5 separate regions of the Homo sapiens genome follow, and all the other regions are linked to region 4. A link is a contact called in ENCODE Hi-C or POLR2A ChIA-PET data. All regions are on one chromosome and are shown on one strand. Each heading gives the region's core, a stretch centred on a gene start or an enhancer-like site at or near the end of the contact. The rest is flanking DNA. Distances are from core to core; before and after follow the strand shown. Region 1 holds the start of WDR47 (WD repeat domain 47). Region 2 holds the start of SARS1 (seryl-tRNA synthetase 1). Region 3 holds the start of ELAPOR1 (endosome-lysosome associated apoptosis and autophagy regulator 1). Region 4 holds the start of RBM15-AS1 (RBM15 antisense RNA 1). Region 5 holds the start of CLCC1 (chloride channel CLIC like 1).

What was found. A loop is a pair of places that touch in the nucleus more often than their neighbours do. ChIA-PET counts read pairs that join two places held with the same protein, here RNA polymerase II (POLR2A). Pooled maps may share reads with other maps.
Region 1: a loop to region 4 is called in a map of naive thymus-derived CD4-positive, alpha-beta T cell, with 13 times the contacts of the local background. The contact joins the promoter of WDR47 here to the promoter of RBM15-AS1 in region 4. A Hi-C loop is called at or near these places in 1 of 168 maps with a recorded cell type or tissue (naive thymus-derived CD4-positive, alpha-beta T cell), 3 of 37 single-sample maps with no recorded cell type and 10 of 50 pooled maps. POLR2A ChIA-PET finds 5 or more read pairs at or near these places in 1 of 52 experiments (activated CD4-positive, alpha-beta T cell).
Region 2: a loop to region 4 is called in a pooled map, with 11 times the contacts of the local background. The contact joins the promoter of SARS1 here to the promoter of RBM15-AS1 in region 4. A Hi-C loop is called at or near these places in 1 of 37 single-sample maps with no recorded cell type and 13 of 50 pooled maps. POLR2A ChIA-PET finds 5 or more read pairs at or near these places in 3 of 52 experiments (CD4-positive, alpha-beta memory T cell, H1 and OCI-LY7).
Region 3: a pooled map shows a loop between it and region 4 (15-fold over the local background). The contact joins the promoter of ELAPOR1 here to the promoter of RBM15-AS1 in region 4. A Hi-C loop is called at or near these places in 1 of 168 maps with a recorded cell type or tissue (naive thymus-derived CD4-positive, alpha-beta T cell), 2 of 37 single-sample maps with no recorded cell type and 8 of 50 pooled maps. POLR2A ChIA-PET finds 5 or more read pairs at or near these places in 1 of 52 experiments (CD4-positive, alpha-beta T cell).
Region 5: a map of naive thymus-derived CD4-positive, alpha-beta T cell shows a loop between it and region 4 (19-fold over the local background). The contact joins the promoter of CLCC1 here to the promoter of RBM15-AS1 in region 4. A Hi-C loop is called at or near these places in 1 of 168 maps with a recorded cell type or tissue (naive thymus-derived CD4-positive, alpha-beta T cell), 2 of 37 single-sample maps with no recorded cell type and 10 of 50 pooled maps.

Annotation. Positions count from the first base shown.
Region 1 is chr1:109,040,224-109,043,557 of GRCh38, reverse strand. WDR47 (WD repeat domain 47) reads left to right here and starts at 1,456. Exons shown (of 15, transcript NM_001142551.2): 1 at 1,456-1,696. RefSeq lists a silencer at 1,259-1,808.
Region 2 is chr1:109,212,081-109,215,582 of GRCh38, reverse strand. SARS1 (seryl-tRNA synthetase 1) reads right to left here and starts at 1,665. Exons shown (of 11, transcript NM_006513.4): 1 at 1,455-1,665. The coding sequence starts at 1,590. RefSeq lists an enhancer at 1,242-1,601 and a silencer at 1,652-1,871.
Region 3 is chr1:109,112,824-109,116,129 of GRCh38, reverse strand. ELAPOR1 (endosome-lysosome associated apoptosis and autophagy regulator 1) reads right to left here and starts at 2,015. Exons shown (of 22, transcript NM_020775.5): 1 at 1,794-2,015. The coding sequence starts at 1,946. It also overlaps a transcript of CFAP276 not described here. RefSeq lists a silencer at 2,194-2,263.
Region 4 is chr1:110,337,230-110,340,769 of GRCh38, reverse strand. RBM15-AS1 (RBM15 antisense RNA 1) reads left to right here and starts at 1,599. Exons shown (of 4, transcript NR_036595.1): 1 at 1,599-1,773. It overlaps RBM15 (RNA binding motif protein 15), which reads right to left and starts at 1,393. Exons shown (of 3, transcript NM_022768.5): 1 at 1-1,393. The coding sequence starts at 1,364. LOC124904276 reads right to left here. Exons shown (of 1, transcript XM_047437983.1): 1 at 1,767-3,540. The coding sequence starts at 2,335. The coding sequence ends at 1,829. RefSeq lists enhancers at 405-854, 226-964, 935-1,054, 1,085-1,384, 2,525-2,714 and a silencer at 2,155-2,424.
Region 5 is chr1:108,962,042-108,965,281 of GRCh38, reverse strand. CLCC1 (chloride channel CLIC like 1) reads left to right here and starts at 1,798. Exons shown (of 13, transcript NM_001377458.1): 1 at 1,798-1,921; 2 at 2,813-2,973. RefSeq lists silencers at 2,003-2,242, 2,381-2,675 and enhancers at 2,603-2,722, 3,095-3,240.

The DNA of each region.
Region 1 (3,334 bases), core at 207-2,706, 1.3 Mb after region 4:
AAAAAAAAAAAAAAATTAGCCGGACCTGGTGGCGGGCGCCTGTAGTCCCAGCTACGCGGGAGGCTGAGGCAGGAGAATGGCGTGAACCCGGGAGGCGGAGTTTGCAGTGAGTCGAGATGGCGCCACTGCACTCCAGCCTGGGCGACAGAGCGAGACTCCGTCTCAAAAAAAAAAAAAAAAAAAAAAGATTGCATTGTGTATATGTACCACATTTTCTTTATCCATTTGTCTGTTGATTGACATAGGTTGATTCTATATTTTGGCTATTGTGAATAGTACTGCAATAAGCATGGGAGTGCCAGAAATATTTTTGATGTTTATTCTCTTTACCAGACTGTTACCCCATTTTCCCCTTTTGGGAGGTCCAGCTCACTCTGGACTTTCGCCTCTGTGAGGATGATGTTCTTTTTTCTGTGAGACGGAGTCTCTCGCTCTGTCACCCAGGCCGGAGTGCAGTGGCATGATCTCGGCTCACTGCAACCTCCGTCTCCCAGGTTGAAGCGATTCTCCTGCCTCAGCCTACCAAGTAGCTGTGATTACAGGAGGCTTGCCAGCACACCCGGCTAATTTTTGTATTTTTAGTAGAGACGGGGTTTCACCATGTTGGCCAGGCTGGTCTCAAACTCCTGACCTCAGGTGATCCGCCCGCCTCGGCCTCCTAAAGTGCTGGAATTGCAGGCGTGAGCCACCGCGCCTGGCCGAGAATGATGTTCTTACAGGTTTGTGTAATTGTATTCTTCCTTATGGTTATACTTCCTGGATGCTTAATTAAGCTCGGTTGAACATCACGTATATTTGTGGAATAAGGGGCTTACAACCAACAGGAGTAGACAAAACCTGAACATATTAAATGTTAAGTAACTGAAAAATGCTTTCAAGGCAGATCAGCTTTGCAAAATGAGAAACCAGGAAGGGGACAAACAAACTACTGGAGTTTTCTGGGACGAAGTGGGACCTAGGAAAGCAGCGAAAGAAGGGTAGAAGGCAACATTAATTTCATTAACCTTTATTAATTATCGGGGAGGAGTATGAAGAGTCAATCCTAATGCGCAGTCTTCTCCATTTGCAGGCGACAATCCTGTTCGTGCTATTTTGGGACATGGGGTCACCGGCCAGCTAAGGGTCTACGTCCCTGCCACCAGTCTCACGCTATTGCCGCACCCGTTCTGCTACTCCCCCGGGCCCCTAGCCGGTCCCTCCAAGCCCGACCCCCGCCCGCCCCGCCCAGGCTTTGGTCCGCCCCGCCCAGGCTTTGGTCCGCCCCGCCCCTCCCCGCCCCAGCTTTGGGCCCGCCCCTCCACGCCCCTCCCCGCCCCGCCCCGCCCCGCCGACTCGCCCTTCGGCTCAGGCACCTGCCTGGCCGCCCCGCGCGGCGGGGTCCTGAGGCGCCTCGGGGAAGCGCGGCGATTGGCTGCCGCTCGCGGGTAGAGCTCGGCTCCCCGGCACTTGACAACCGCAGTCTGCAAGAGGCTGAGCTGAGGAGTCGCTGGGCCGGGAGGGGCGGACGTGAGAAGGACGGATTGACGAACTGATGGATTGACGCGCGGGCGGTAGGAGGGAGGACCGACGCCAAACCCAGACCGCCGCCGTCGTGCTCCTGCCGCAGCCCGGAGCCGGCCGCTTCGGGGCCCTGGCCGCCGGCCTCCCAGCCGCGTTCTCCTCCGCCGCTCCTCCGGGCTTGCCCTGGAGCCCTCAGGTGGGTGACTCCGGGAGTCGGAGGCTGGGTCGGTCCGCTGCACACCTCGGGTTGCCATGGTCACCCGTCGCCTCCTGTCACCACCTGACACGGCTCCGACCGGGCGGCCCCGAGGACTGTGTTTGCGGCCCCGGAGAGGGGTCTTTAGTGGGCTTGGGTGCCGACTGGGAGGGGGCTGGGGTCGTGGGTGAGGCCCCAGCATCGCGGGGTGAGGATCTGCGAACTGCTGGGCCCCGGTTCGAGGTCACCGGTCCTGGACCACACCTTTCCCACATTACCAGTTGGATTCTGGGGGCAGAGCGACGCCCCTCGCCCTGGCACTGAGCAGCAAGTGAGCGCGAGGTTCGTGCCCATCTCGCCGCTGCGCCGATTCTTCCTTCCTCGCCCCTTGGTCGAGCCCGTGCGAGAACTGAGGGGCGCGCTCGCGTCCCTTTCTGGGCACGCCTTGGCCCGGAGGAAGAGAGGGAGCGGCGGGGCTGGGAGCCCCGCTGGGGCCGGTTTTGGCCTTTCTCACATCAATGGTCGGGATGGGAGCAGGCCTTTGGGGATCTGGGTGTGGTCGCGGAAAGGGGCAGCGACTCGATTTAGAACTGGGATTGCGCTGGAGGGGCGCCTGCGTAGAAGAACGCAAGGTTGTGGAACTCAAAGGGTTAAACCGCTTCCCTTTATTGGGGAGAAAAATATTGGAACTCTAGCTCTGGGGCGAGGCCATGGGCAAAGGGGGCGGGGGCGGGGGGCGAGGGTAGGCCGGGGCGGCATTTGGGCTTTTGACCAGATGATTTTTCCTTCTCTGTACCCAGACGTGCAGTTAGTAACCGTGCATGGTATCTGAGGGGACCGTTTTTTTTTTTTGGCAACTTGGTTTTCTCTGCATAATGAAAGGAGAAGTCTTTGTTCCACCCAGATTCGTAGGTTGTGATCCTAATACTTATTTCTCTCTTTGTTGGAGACTCTGTAGAATGCCTCAAAAAGTTAATGGCACAGAAATGAACATGTAGGTTTAAAAAATGCTATAAATCTTTTTTTCACAGTAAATTCAAGTAGAATTTTTTTGTCTCCAGTGTTGGCATATGTTGCATTGGCATTTTACTAAGAAGGAGAAACGCCTAAGAGCCCATTTTCCTTTATATGGCATATTGTCGAGGTCTCATTTAGGAAGAAGATGAAATGAATAATTCTACTTTAGGTTTGGGAGATTAGGAGAGATTGCTTCCAATAGGAAAGAAACATTATTACACGGTAATGGAAAAGTCAAGTCACAACAGTATATTGTTAGGTAAAAAAGCCAAAACCCAAACACTTGAATTTGGATGCCATTATGAAGATGTAAATTTTTTTTTTTTTTTGGACGGGATTTTAACCTGTGTTTATCTCCCACTGGTCCACTTCCTGGTTCTTTTCTCCCTCGCCTTAAAAACCAGTACTGTTAAGAATGTGTCATAAGAGAACAGGGGTACTATCCTATGTTACTACTTACATAATGGTGTTCAACCTCTTTTCCTGTTTGTGAAATAGAATATATTAGTTATTTAATGGGCGGCATATGAAATGCTTAATGTATGCTGCAGTTTCAGAAACGCTTTAGTTATGAAAAGATGTGCAGTTTTCCTTAGTAGATCAGTAAGCTGAAAAATCAGA
Region 2 (3,502 bases), core at 416-2,915, 1.1 Mb after region 4:
AACAAACCTTTATCAAGGCCTTACCAAGGACCAGGTACAGTGCTAGGTACTGGGATTTTATGTATAAATGTGTATATGTATATCCACATATATACTGTATGAATAAAATTGAATCCTTGTCCCTGAAGAACTCACCACCTATCTACTTTTCAGATAAGGGACAAATCCCTCAGATGTGGACATTATACCCAAAAGACTAGCTAACACATTCAAAGTCATTTAGCACTGGCTAAGGGCTGGACTGACACAAAAATCTGATACTCCTGACTTCAGATTCAGTAGAACAGTGCTCAGGCTAGTTTTATCCTAAACAAAAAATGTGGCAAAATTAAATTCCATTGCAACTCGAAACTTCAGGTCAAGTGTGGAATCTCACAATCAAACAAACTACTACAATAGAGGGCCTAAGACATAGAATCAGCACAAAACTCAAGTTAAACAAATATTCTTTTGACATCCAAGATCCTTATAAACAGGAGAAAATCAATTTTCCTAATAGAAATCCATCACACTCTTGGATAGTGGCTGCCTTTGCAGTGTACTGTCATCGACCTAGCTCCCAGATGGTTGCAGACCTATTGCATCAGACAAATCAAATCACAAGTACTTGACAGCATCCGCCCAACCAGCGACCACTCCAGTTAATACAGGCAGAGATTTATGGGCAGATGGTTCTATGGTTTTATTCGGCTTCATGATAGATGCCCGATATGACTCCAAGATCCGGCAGTTCCAGGTTCTAGCCCAACTCTGCCAATGTCTTTAAAGGAAAACGTCCACAAATCACAATTAAACAGCTTCAGTCATTACAATCTTTTGCTCGCCTCCTCACTCCCCTCGCGTTTGATCTACCACGGAAAAGACTTTTCTAATTCTTAAAGGTATGCCCATAGGTCGGGGGATGGCCTTCCGAAAAGCTTCAGGGTCATTTATTTTGGCCAAGAGCGGCCTCCAACGCCCCGAAATGCTTCCGATACCGAAGGAATGAATCTACTGTGTTGCAGAAGTGACGCAGTCTCAGGAGAAGCCTTTGATCCTATCAAAACAAAGGAAAACCACTCTGGCCTTGCTGAAGATGAGAAAAAGACTGGGGGGGACCAAAGATTCGTGTTAGGAAAGCCGCGTAGACCCCACAACCTCCCGCCCCGGCATGTTCTGGCAACCCCTGGGGCAGGAAGGCTTGACAGCTCCCGATGCGCGTGCGTACGCACACTGGCAGCGAACGGCACTGAGCACGCGTGGAAGGGACCTCGCTCCGCCCGGGTGGAGGAGAAAGTGGGATGACCCCGGCGACCAGGCTGTGTTTTCGGGGATGGGGAGAACCTCGGAGCCACCGCACCCTGGGAGGGGGTCTGACGAAGGGTGGAAGCTGTGGCCTCAGGAGCGGTGGCTGGATTTGAGAGAGAAAATTGGGTTTAGCATCAAGGAGGTAACCCGCCCGTCCCGGTACTTACATCGTCGCCACTCGCTGTCTGCCTTCACCAGCTGGTCCACTAGTCCCGGGTCCTTGAAGCGCTTCTCCTGCGTCTCTCGGATGAGGGCTGGGTCCCCTCCTTTATCCACCCGAAACAAATCCAGATCCAGCACCATCTTCTTTCCTCCCGGGCCAACGCTCAGGGAAGCAAGGATCGCGCCGCAGCACTCAGCCTGTGACCGCCGCACTGCGCCGGCGCGCTGACCCGCCCTTCCTGCGCAGGCGCAGCTGGAGCCCGCAGGCGACCCTCCCCGCGACCGGAAGCGGCTGGTTGGAGGCGGGGCCGCGGAGGGAGGGGAGGGGAGAGTGGGTGGGCGTGGGACTATACCTCTGGTTCCTGCTCCCCAGCTCTGCTACAGTCTGCAGGAACTGTGATCGCCACATAAAAGTGTGAATGCCTCAGTTTCCTACTCCTGTCTCAGGCTAGGCAGAGGCCTGTCCCCTCATCCCTAGCTTAGAGGCCGGGGCCTTCACCAGGTGCCCGTTTTCCTCTCACTAGGTTGGGTTCTTCCACTGGGCTCTTTCCCTGAACCTCGGCCGTCTTCTCCATCTTGATACAAGAGGATGGCATATTTAGTCCCAGGGCTACCTCAGCTTAAGATTCCTGCTCTCGTGCCTTAGAAATGGTATACCTTTATTAATCTGATTATTGGATAAACCAAATTGTCACTTTACCAACTCTTAAGAGCACAGCTTTGGGAAAGTGCGGTTGTCTTTTAGAGAGAGACGAGAGAAAACTTTTCCAAAGGGACATTAAGCAGATTTGAACGCCGTATAAGGTGTTGAGGTCATGTCTTGGGTCAATTTGAAAGCGTCTTGAAGAACGGTTTGTATCATACTTTGATTTTATAATGTTCAGACCTTTAAATGAAATATTCTAGTTGCCGAGTGAAGCCAAAGTTATCAAAGAATCTCCCTGATAACAAGAGATTATTTGAAGGATTTGGGAACAGGTGATCTCCTCCCCCACCCCCACCCCCAATCCTTCCACTCTGCAGAAACTTTAAAGCCTCACTTCCAATGCCTTCTCGAAGCTAGATGTGCTAAGACCTTCTTGATCTTATACCGCCGTCATGGACTCCTGAGATGAGGGTGTGACATAGCTAACTATCATATTATTTATTTATAATATGAAATATATTTGGGCTTTGTCCCTGGTTCCTGACACAGCCCCTAAAACCCTTGAATTTCCTGGGTTATACGTAATGGGTCTCTTTGATAACACCTGAGTTTATAATAAGGAGGTGATTTAGGATGGGGGCCCTAGATAACCTTAGGATGGGGCCAGTCACCAGAGAGACCAAGTGATTGGAGGATTGGAACTTTCATCCCCACCCTTCAACCTCCAGGAAAGGGGGAGGGGAGGAGCTGGACATCAAACTCTATAAACGCTCGAACAACAAGAGTTGATGAGCTTCAGGGTTGTTGAACATGTGGAGATGCCAGGAGGGTGTCTTGCCCAGAAAGGTTATGGAAGCTCTGCACCCCTGACACCTTGCCCTATCCATCTCTTCATCTGGCTGTTCATTTGTACCCTTTGTACTATCCTTTATAATAAACTGGTAAATGTTTCCTTGAGGTCTGTGAGCCTTCTCAGCAAATTAATCAGACCAAAGGAGGGGGTAGTGGGAGCCCCAGTTTATAGCTGCTAAGAAGTATAGGTGAAATCTACTACTTGCAATTGGCATCTGAAGAGGAGCAGTCTAGTGGGATCAAGCCCTTACCCCATGGAATCTGACACTACCTCCAGGTAGCTAGTGTCAGAATCAGAATCGAATTGAATTATAGAATGCTTAGCCAATGTCCACTGGAGAATCGCTTGGTGTCTGAGGAACTTACCCCCCAGGGCCCCTCACCACTGCATCTGGTCACAGAAATGTTGTGTGTTGAGTGTGGGTTTTTGTTTTTGTTTTTTGTTTTTTGTTTTTTTTTGCCTCTTACACTATCCCTGCTCCCCAAAAAGCCTCTGCCAAGCCAACCCTGAAGTGTAGGTCAGGTCTAACAACAATGATAGAGCTAAGTAGAGAC
Region 3 (3,306 bases), core at 766-3,265, 1.2 Mb after region 4:
TATCAATATTCTTCCCTTCCTCCAAACCAAGATAATAGAAGTGCTTAATTTCTGAAATGTCTCATATTTTCCATTGTTGACAAAGATCTCAACAAGAATTGGTAGTTAAACTGTATGATTCTTACCTTCCACTCAGGAAACTCCCTTGTTTGATTCTTAGGCAAGTGGGCTTTCTTGGTCTCATTATTTTGGTTGGTTAGACCACAGGCCATCAAGGCCAGTGAGCCAGTCACTGATAAGATCATACTGTTCCCTGCGATCTCTAAAACAGGTCATAATGCGGCTAGGTGGAAATGTAGATGGCCCAGGGCAGGTTGTCATTGGAGCTAATAAAGGTTATCAAAAGTCCCACTCACTGGGGTCACTTATGTCATATTCATGAATCTTCAAAATCAAGTATCTTTATTCACACAAAAATCCTCCCCCCCACACCTGACTTCTTTATGACCTGCTGTGCTGTAGACACAGAACATCTTTATAAGAATTTATCTCCATATGGGATGGAGTTGTTGCCAATCAGTTCACACTAACAATTTATAAAAAATATTCTGGGCTGGGCGCAGTGGCTCATTCTTATAATCCCAGCACTTTGGGAGGCCGAGGTGGGAAGTCGCTTGAGCCCAGGAGTTAGAGACTGGCCGGGGCAGTATATCGAAACCTCATTTCTATTTTAAAACATATATTTTTTAAAGTAAAGAAAATACATCTATATATATATTCTAACCTCTCAAAACCTTAGTCAAGCTTGATATTTGGGATTAAATTTACAGAGCTAGATGCTTGACTTTTTATGAAGTCCTTCACATTTCACAGAAATAACAGAACTTTTATTTTGCCTTCCCCAACGTAGTTCTTGTAAATATCTTATTGTTGCCTCTGCCATATGGTTTCTAAAAAAGTTGCTCAGAGCACAACCAAATATTGTTATTTCAATAACATAGAAATGACTTAGTTTTGTTGCTGCTAGTGCCCTTTTATGTTCCTCCAAGATGACTTTTCAAAAGCTATTTTTGGTTATAAGAGATTGACTACCTATTGTCTGAATTCTGCTTCCAACATATTGGAAATACCTTGAAAAAGACTTTGACATATGTTAAGTCAGAGAAGGAGACTAGAGGTTGGCAGAACACAAGATATTGAAGAACTCAAAATCTGCAAAAAGGTGAGTCGTGTACTGTCAGGTACACTAAACATAGTACGCTGCGGGGAGGCCAAGCTATAAGGAGGAGACACATTTTACAGTCTGCACTAACCGATGTTTAATAAACAAGGAACTAGAGAGCTGGAATCCTATCATCCCTCTCGCACATCTCCCACCTTCACACTCCGTTTTGTGTAGCCATGATAAAACCACTTCGCTCTGATACTTTTTTCTGGCCTTCCTAACTCCTTTCCTCTCCCACTACTCTTCTTTCCTCTTCCTATTTTGCTTCTCTGTGCATAATCTTTTCTTGTCAACCACTTTTAAGGTGAGTTCATCCTAACTGGAAAATAACTCGTCTGCCTCCCTCATTCTGAGTTCAGGTACCCAGGTAGCTCCCCTTCTTGGGGCTGGGACCTTTCTCGCTGAGCTCAGCATCCCAATCTGTGAGGATGATCTATCCGTGAGTCCTCCAATGTGCTGGCCTCCTCATGACGCCAGACTGGCTCCTCTTCCCTCCCCCCACGCCTCATCCCCAAAGAAATCTAAACTCCGTGGCGTCTGAAACTCTCTGCGCCTGGGTCCCCAAGGTCTCCGCCTGGATCCAAGACTTTTGTGACCAAAGCGGGATCGGGTAGGGGGGCGGCAGTACCTCTTTGCAGGCATGAAGCTCCGGTCCCGTTCCCTGGGTCACCTGGAAGGCGGTCCCAGCCCAGAGCAGCAGCCGCCACAGCCGGGGTATGCGCCTCTCAGTTCTTCCCCTGACTCTGGCGGAGAGATGGTGGCTGTGCCCAGGCTCAGCCATAGCGTTGTCCTGAGTGAGCGGCAGTAGCGGCTCAGGTGCTGCGGCTGCTGCTTCTGCTGGCAGAAGGCGGAAAAAAAGGGGAGGGAGGTACACAGGCGGAGGATGCAAGAGGCCAGGCTCGCTTCAGTCACCTCCCTGCGGCTACGCCAACACCGCCCATCCTTCCTCCTCCCTCTGTCCTCTCCTCCTACCCACGTCGCCTTGACAACCGCCTCCTCTCTGGCTCCGCGCGGGTGGGGCAGGGACCACGCGCGCCTCTGCAGCTCACCTGCGGGTCGCCATGGCAGCCGCCGCCGCTGGTGCGCGCGGCGTGGGCGCGGGAGAGCGCGCGCCCGGGGTGCGCAACCGGCCCAACAGGCAGGCCCGGGGCTCGTGTGAAGAACACAGTGGAAGCATCCTCCAAGCCAGCCAACAAATTTCCGTTTTCTACTGCCCTTTCGGGCCAGGGGTTATTTTATGAGCATCTCCGATGTTGCACACGTGGCGTGTGAACCGAGAGAAAGAAGATGGAGAGATCACCCTCCAGACGTCGTCGCCTGGAAGAGGCCCCAGTACGTGTTCCCTCCTACGAAGGCCACTCCTGGAGATCTTACATCCCGCCAAATCCATCCGTGCTTTTACAACCGGCTAGAAGAGAAGCCCTGACACTGTAGTTGATCCGAGTTTAAGCGAGGAGTTTGCCTTAGCCGCAATTTCCCAAGCGCCGCACGTGGGCCTCTCTCTCTCTCTCTCTCTCTCTCTCTCTCTCTCTCTCTCTCTCTCTCTCTTTCTCTCTCTCTCTCTCTCTCTCTGAGACAGGGTCTCACTCTCTCGCCCACACTGGAGTGCAGTGGCGCGATCTCGGCTAACTGCAACCTCCGCCTTCCGGGTTCAAGAGATTCTCCTGGATTAGCCTCCCGAGTAGCTGGGACTACGGGCGCGTGCCACCAAGCCCAGCTAATTTTTTTCCTACTTTTTGTAGAGACGGGGTTTCGCCATGTTGCCCAGACTGGTCTCGAACTCTTGGGCTTAAGCGATCCGCCCGCCTCCGCTTCCCAAAGTGCTGAGATTACAGGCGTGAACCACCGCGCCCGGCCCTCTTTGGTCTCTTGACATCCTCATTCTCTCATGGCTTTGAAAGCCTTTTGTTAGGTGCGAGGGAGAAGGAAATTTCTGGGTCATCTTTCAGGACTTCTTTCCTCAACTGAAGTCTTTTGCAGAAGTCCTGATGGTGAGCAGCCAGCACTTTTCCGCCGAGGCTCAGGAGTGCAATTCCAAGTCTCGGGCCCGCTCAGCGGAACGTTCCCTCTGCAGTCCCCGGAGCTTCCTCCCCAGGGGCCTCCCGTGGTCAGCCGCCAGGTGGCGCCCTCCTCTGAGGGAA
Region 4 (3,540 bases), core at 350-2,849:
GTGGTGGGTGTAGCTTTACCATAACCAATTTTGATAGGATTCCGAATTATAATTTTGCCAGACATTGCTAATTTGGCCCGGTGAGACATATCTAAGTTCTCAAATTTGAGAAAGCCGTAAGTACTAGTCTGGCCGCGAGAAGGCCTCTTGATATCTACTTCTGTGATGACTCCAAAGCGATCAAACGCCCTTCTTAAATCACTCTCCGTTACAGTGATGTCTAGGTTGCCCAAGAAGAGCGTCCGGTTAGCTCGCTGATCATCCTCGGGTGAAATCTCATCCACTTCTCTGAAAGGAGCAGCACCTGCTCCAGCTCCCACCCTTGGCTCAAGACTGTATGCAGGGCGCACTCTCTCATAGAACGGGTAGTCTCTTTCTCTCTCCAGGTCTCGAGGCAATGGTGGCGGAGGTGGAGGGGGCAGGCGGCCAAGAGCCAACTGCTGCAGCCGGTAGTCTCTGTATCCCAAAGCAGCGCCACCAGGGGAAAGTGATCTCTGGCCTCCACCACCTCCAGGGGGGTGCCGGTGACCACCTACAGAGGCCCCGACCACACTGGCTGATGGAGGATAAGTATCTTTGTCTAAAGGGGAGCGGCTGCGGCGCCGGCTCACATACACAGCTTCTATCTTCAGAGGCCGGTCATAGAGCACCAGGCGGCCTCTGGCATGCTTGGCCGCCCGCGCGTCCTCTGGCCGCCGGAAGTTCACAAAGGCTACCCGCTCATCCCCGCTGCCAGAACCCGACAGATGACTGATTTTCACACTTACATCACCGAAGCGTTTGAACTCATGAAACAGGCCGTCCTCCACCGCTTCGTCACTAAGCTGGGACCCCAACTCGCTTATCTTCAGAGTCTTGTATTCCGCGCCGTCCCCGCCGCCGGGAGCTGAGGAGGCGGCCCCAGAGGAACGTGACTCCCCGCCTCCACCCCGGGAGCTGCTGCGCGATTCGCCCCCGCCCGAAGAATTTTTGGTGCTCGGGGAGCTATAACTATGCAAGCGGCTACTGGAGCTGCCCCCACCGGTATCATACTCGCGGCTGCCACCTCGACTGCTGGACTTGTCCAGGTGGAGACTCCGCCGCGACCCACCGCCGCTATCGGTCTTTCCGCTGCTGCTCCCATTGCTGCCACCAGAGCCCCCTAACTTCTTGCTCCGCTCACCGCGGGAAGTCGAGTCCTCACCACCACGGGAGCGTTTGGCCTTCACTGGCGAGCGCTCTTTTCCCTTCATTGTTGCGGGTCGTCGGAGGTCGTCTCCGCGGAGCTGAGTAACCCGCCGCCCCGCGCTCGTTTCACACAGCGGAACCGCACGCCGCCATCTTGGACTCCGCCGCGGCACAGGGTCCCGCCCCGCAGTCCTCATTGGCCAATTGCTCTCTCTTCTACAGTCTCATTGGGAAAATTATTTGTCTATCTTTACATCTCCCCGCGCTCCAGGAAGGCGCCCGCCCAACCACTGTTATTGGGTTCCCAACCCCCTAGTCGGAGTACCTCATTGGTTACATTTGTTGTCTATCTTAACGGTTCCTCGCGCCAGACTGTAGCTCCGCCCCTCGCACTCTGCGGTCACGTGACCCAAAGTGTTGAGGTGTTGATTGGACAAAAAGTCTGCCCTGTAACGGTACTTCTTGCTCAGTGACAGCAGCAACCCACCTCCTTATCCCTTTCATTGGCTTATAAACCCGTCCTTTAAACCACTATTTGGGAGGTCGGGCCATCAGTTTCGGCGTTTTTTCCAGAGAGGCAGGCTCACAGCGATATCGCGAGAGACGGTAAGCTCCCTCTTTCGACCCCCTTTTTCCAACTCCTCCGGCGGCTAAAAGAAGTTTAAATCTGATTGGATGTCGGCAAGGAAGTTGATAGGCTGAAATAACTGTCCATCACTCGCTTAAAGGGGTAGGCCTGTATAACGGAGGAGGCTGACTGAAGGTGAAAGACTAGAACACGTGCTTGCTGTGCGACGTCACTTAGATGTCGCGAGAGGGTGACTGTGCGCCAGCCCCGCCTCCCCGCGTTTTCGGCGTTCTCCCCACAAACATTTGTTAAGTTCCGTGGGGTGTTTGGCTGTGCTTCGGCCCTTGGAGTTCGAAACTTCTGAGCTCCCCGCCGTCGTACCTGTGCCGGCCAAGGGGCGGGGCAGGCTTTCCGGCTGTCGGGGCCCTCCAGTCCCTCAGGAAGCCGTCCTGGGACGCCTAGCGGACACCATTTTACGTCGCTGTGGTAGCTGAGTGAACAGCCGGGGGGAGCCCCGCCCCCCGCGCGCGGGAGAGCGCCGCCCGCGGTCACCTGGGCCCGCGGGGCAGAGAGTTCACGGTTCCTGCAGCCTCGGGTCATGCTGACGCCCCCGGGCGGTGCTAACACGTAACACGCGGGACCTCGAGAGCTAAGAAGCAGGGCGACTAAGACGCAGCCCTCGCCCAGGAGCCCGTCTCTCCCGCGAGCTACCCGTTCCCGCCCAAGTACTCCGGGTAACCGAGGGGAGTGACCGTCGCTCCCCGCCTCGTGGCCCGCGGGCGGAGCCGGAACTGTCGGGACACCGCGGACGTGTCTTTGGGCGGCATGTTTTATGTTGCGAATCTGTGTGGATTTTTAAATTCTGTATTCCCCTAAAATAGCAGTGTTTTTAATATGTAATGCTTCTACCCTGAAAATCACCAAGCGAAATTTAGGCTCCATGCAGATATGTCACTTGTTTTTCCCCCTGTGGCTTCTTGTATCCCTTGGCACTCTTATTGTGTGTTAAAAGCCAGCAGCACAGGCACCTTGCGGCCGCTCCAGATCCACCTCGTTTGGCTCCTTCAGTCGTTCGCCGTACAACTTTCCTTTCCATAGTGCGTTACTGTGGCGGACAGAGCACCTGTGAGAGGTGCAGGCGATGCCGAGCTTAGGGGGGTATGGCCTGTGCCCCAGCACTCGCCGGTTGCTGGAGGGACGCAGCGCTGAGGTCACCACAGCCTTTAGACTGTCTGCAGCCCTCCCAGGTTCGCGCCGGGGCGGAGGTTATGAGGATTCTTGTATTGATCCGGTCCTCAACCCTATTTCCCAAGATCCAATCTATAGTAGAGGGTGTGAGGTGTTTTTAAACGTGACATTTTTCAAGGTAACAATAATATCCCAAAAGCTGAAACCTAAACTTAAAAACTGTGTTAAGATTAGGGACTGTAACCTAAATTTAGCCTTGGCTGAGCCATCCTTCTTTTTGTAAATAATCGTGAGGAATGTGAAGCTGGAGGCCTTCTATCTCTTGATTAGATCAAAGAAACTCGAAGGAAGAAGCTCAATTGTAAAGCATAAAAATCCACAATATTGTAATGTGTAGACATCTTCATTGTATTAAAATGGGAAATAAAACTTCATAAGGCATAAAATAATGTGTATAATACGCTACCATTTGTGGTTTTAAAAATGTTTGTATTTATGAGTATGTACATTTAAAAAATATATTTTCATGGAAACTTTCTTGACAAATACACGGGAAATTGTTACTAGGATTGCCCTGAAGAGGTGTGCGAGGGTCTGGAGTAGGAGGGAGACTTTAC
Region 5 (3,240 bases), core at 549-3,048, 1.4 Mb after region 4:
ATGACCAATAAGCACAAGAAAAGATGCTCAACATCACTGGTCATTAGCGAAAGGCAAATCAAGACCACAGTGAGATACCTCACACCTATTAAGATGGCTACTATACAAAAATAAAAAGATGTCAGTGGAGATGTGGGGAAATTGGAACTTGTGCACTCTTGGAGGGAATGTAAAATGTTGCAGCCACTATGGAAAAGAGAATGGCAGTTCCGCCGGGCGCAGTGGCTCATGCGTGTAATCCCAGCACTTTGGCAGGTCGAGGTGGGTGGATAACGAGGTCAGGAGTTCGAGACCAGCCTGGTCAACATAGTGAAACCCCATCTCTACTAAAAATACAAAAATTAGCCAGGCATGGTGGCAAACGCCTGTAGTCACAGCTACTCAAGAGGCTGAGGCAGGAGAATCGCTTGAACCCGGGAGGCAGAGGTTGTGGTGAGCCGAGATCGTACCACTGCACTCCAGCCTGGGCAACAAGAGTGAAACTCCATCTCAAAAAAAAAAAAAGTACGGCAGATCCTCAAAAAATTAAAAATAGAATTACTACATAATCCAGCAATTCCACTTGTGTATATATATTCAGGAGTTGAAAGCAACAGATATTTGAACATCTGTGTGTATACCCAAAAGGGTTAAAAAACAGATATTTGTATATCCATGTTTACAGTATTATTTCACAGTAGCCAAAAGTGGAAACAACCTGTTATCCATTAACAGATGACTGAATGAACTGGTATATACATAAAATGGAATACTATTCAGCCTTAAAAGAAATTCTGACACGTTACCACATGGATGAACCTTGAGGACATTATGGTAAGTGAAATCAGTTACAAAAAGACAAATGCTGTATGAGTCCTTATATGAAATACCTAGAGTAGTCAAATTCATAAAGACAGAAAGAATGGTAGTCGCTGGGAAGGAGGGAGGGGAAGAATGAGGCGTTACCACTTACTGGGTACAGAGTTTCAGTTTTGCAAGATGAGTGCTGGAGATGGATGGTGGTAATGGTTGCATAACAATGTGAATGTATCTAATACCACTGAATTGTACCTTTAAAAATGGTTAAGATAGTAAATTTTACCATCTTCACAGTTTCCCGAGATTGCAAGGCCAGCAGTTAAAGACAAAAACAAAACTACTTCCAACTGCCCTACAGTGTGCAGACCTTTCCCTTGTCCTGCCCTGAGTAGAACTACAGTTGTCATTCGTGATCCTCCCTTTAAAAAATTATGCTTGTGGCTAGGCGCGGTGGCTTACACCTGTAATCCCAGCATTTTGGGAGGCCGAGGCGGGCGGATCACCTGAGGTCAGGAGTTCGAGACCAGCCTAGCCAACATGGTGAAACCCTGTCTCTGCTAAAAATACACATTAGCTGGATGTGGTGGTGCGCGCTTGTAGTCCCAGCTGCTCGGGAGGCTGAGAGAGGAGAATTGCTTGAACCCGGGAGGCAGAGGTTGCAGTGAGCCGAGCCGAGATCGCGCCACTGCACTCCAGCCTGGGCAACACTGTGAGACTCTGCCTCAAAAAAAAAAAAATCATGCTTGCGTTTCATGGCGAATGTTACACATTCAAACTTATCAAATATATTAATAGTAAGAAAATAGGTTTCCTATCCGTTGTATATATTTGAGTTCCAGGCGAGATTTCCTTCGCAGAAAGAGTTCCGCAGATGAAAAGTAAAAGAAAATCCGCGGCGAAAATAACCCGCGCGCAGAGGCCGGTCCCGCTACTAGCCCCGCCCAATCAACGAGGCCAATCAGCGGCCCGCAACGGGGGAGGGACACGCAGCCGTCAGCCGAACAATTCGATGACGAGGCCCAGGAAGCACGCTGAAACCCTGGGCGGCGGCAAGCTGTGCGACCTCTTCTGCGGCCGGCCTGGGCAGGTGTCTTCCTCGAGAGGCAGGCAGGGGATCCCGGACGTGAGTCCGTGCAGTTGGGTGTGTTGTGCGGCGGGTGGGGCGGGTTACCCGCCGTTACGCCCTGGCGGGTCCAGCGGACTCGCGGCGCAGACGCTGGGGAGGCCGCAGGCGCGACCCGGGGCGGGGACCGTGCTAGCTGCGTGCGTCCGCTGCGGCCTGTGGGTGCCCCGGGCTCCTACCTCAGCTCCCGCGCCGGCGGCTGCCTGTCCGCCGCGGTTGCGCGCGTTCCGGGGAGGTGCTTGGCCCAGAGAGCGGCCTACGGAGAAGGCACAGCGAGGGCAAAGCGAGACCTGAGCGCACGTTGAATTCTGTTGGCTTTGGTTATCTCTGAAAACTTTAAGCATAATTTGAATAAATGCTGTCAGCAGAATAGCTCGGATTTAGTTGTAGTTAATTTTCTAAAACTTCAAATCTGTGAATTAACACAGTTAACAACAACAACAAAAACGGACACAAAACAACCTCCAAAATGGATTTTTTTTTTTTTTTTGAGACGGAGTCTTGCTGTGTCACCCAGGCTGGAGTGCGGTGGTGCTATCTCCGCTCACGGCAACCTCCGCCTTCCGGGTTCCAGCGATTCTCCTGCCTCAGCCACCTGAGTAGATGGGACCACAGGTGCGCGCCACCAGGCCCGGCTAATTTGTAAATTTTATTTGTAGAGAAGGGGTCTCCCTGTGTTGTCCAGGCTTGTCTCTGACTCCTGGGCTCAAAGGATCTTCCCATCTTGGCCTCCCAAAGTGCTGGGATTACAAGCGTGAGCCATTGCGCCTGGCTCCAAATCTGATTTGAGTGTAAAAAGTTAGACACACCATAAGCTGTAGGTTTATTACTGGGTGGTGAAAAACAATTCAGGTTTTCTTTATAATAGTGATTATGAAGTGTTCTTCCCAGACTAGCTTTATCGTCATCTGGGAAATTGTTAAAAATGCAAATTCGCAAGTTTGAGAGCCATGGTTCCAAGAAACTGCATAAGCATACGAAATAAGTTGCAGCCTCCCGACTTATACCCTGGTACTTCTAGTCTAAAACAGGATTTGACTCTACTAATCCAGGTTAGTCTTGCCTTTCCCATTACTCATGTGCTTTCGTTGAAACCAAAGACTTTTTCTTTTGTGCCCATTTCTACTCACTGCCTGGCCGTCTGCACGACGATCTGTGTTTCCTGGTAGTTCTCCAGTCTAGTAGCTACTATAAACTACTCTCCCTATTTCCCGCTCTGTGGAGATGTCGTTCCAACAGGTCCTCTCCACTCTAAGACCCTATCCTCTCAGAGAAGCCCCTGAGAGCCATTAGTACTTTTGCCCTGGAGAGGCAGTTTA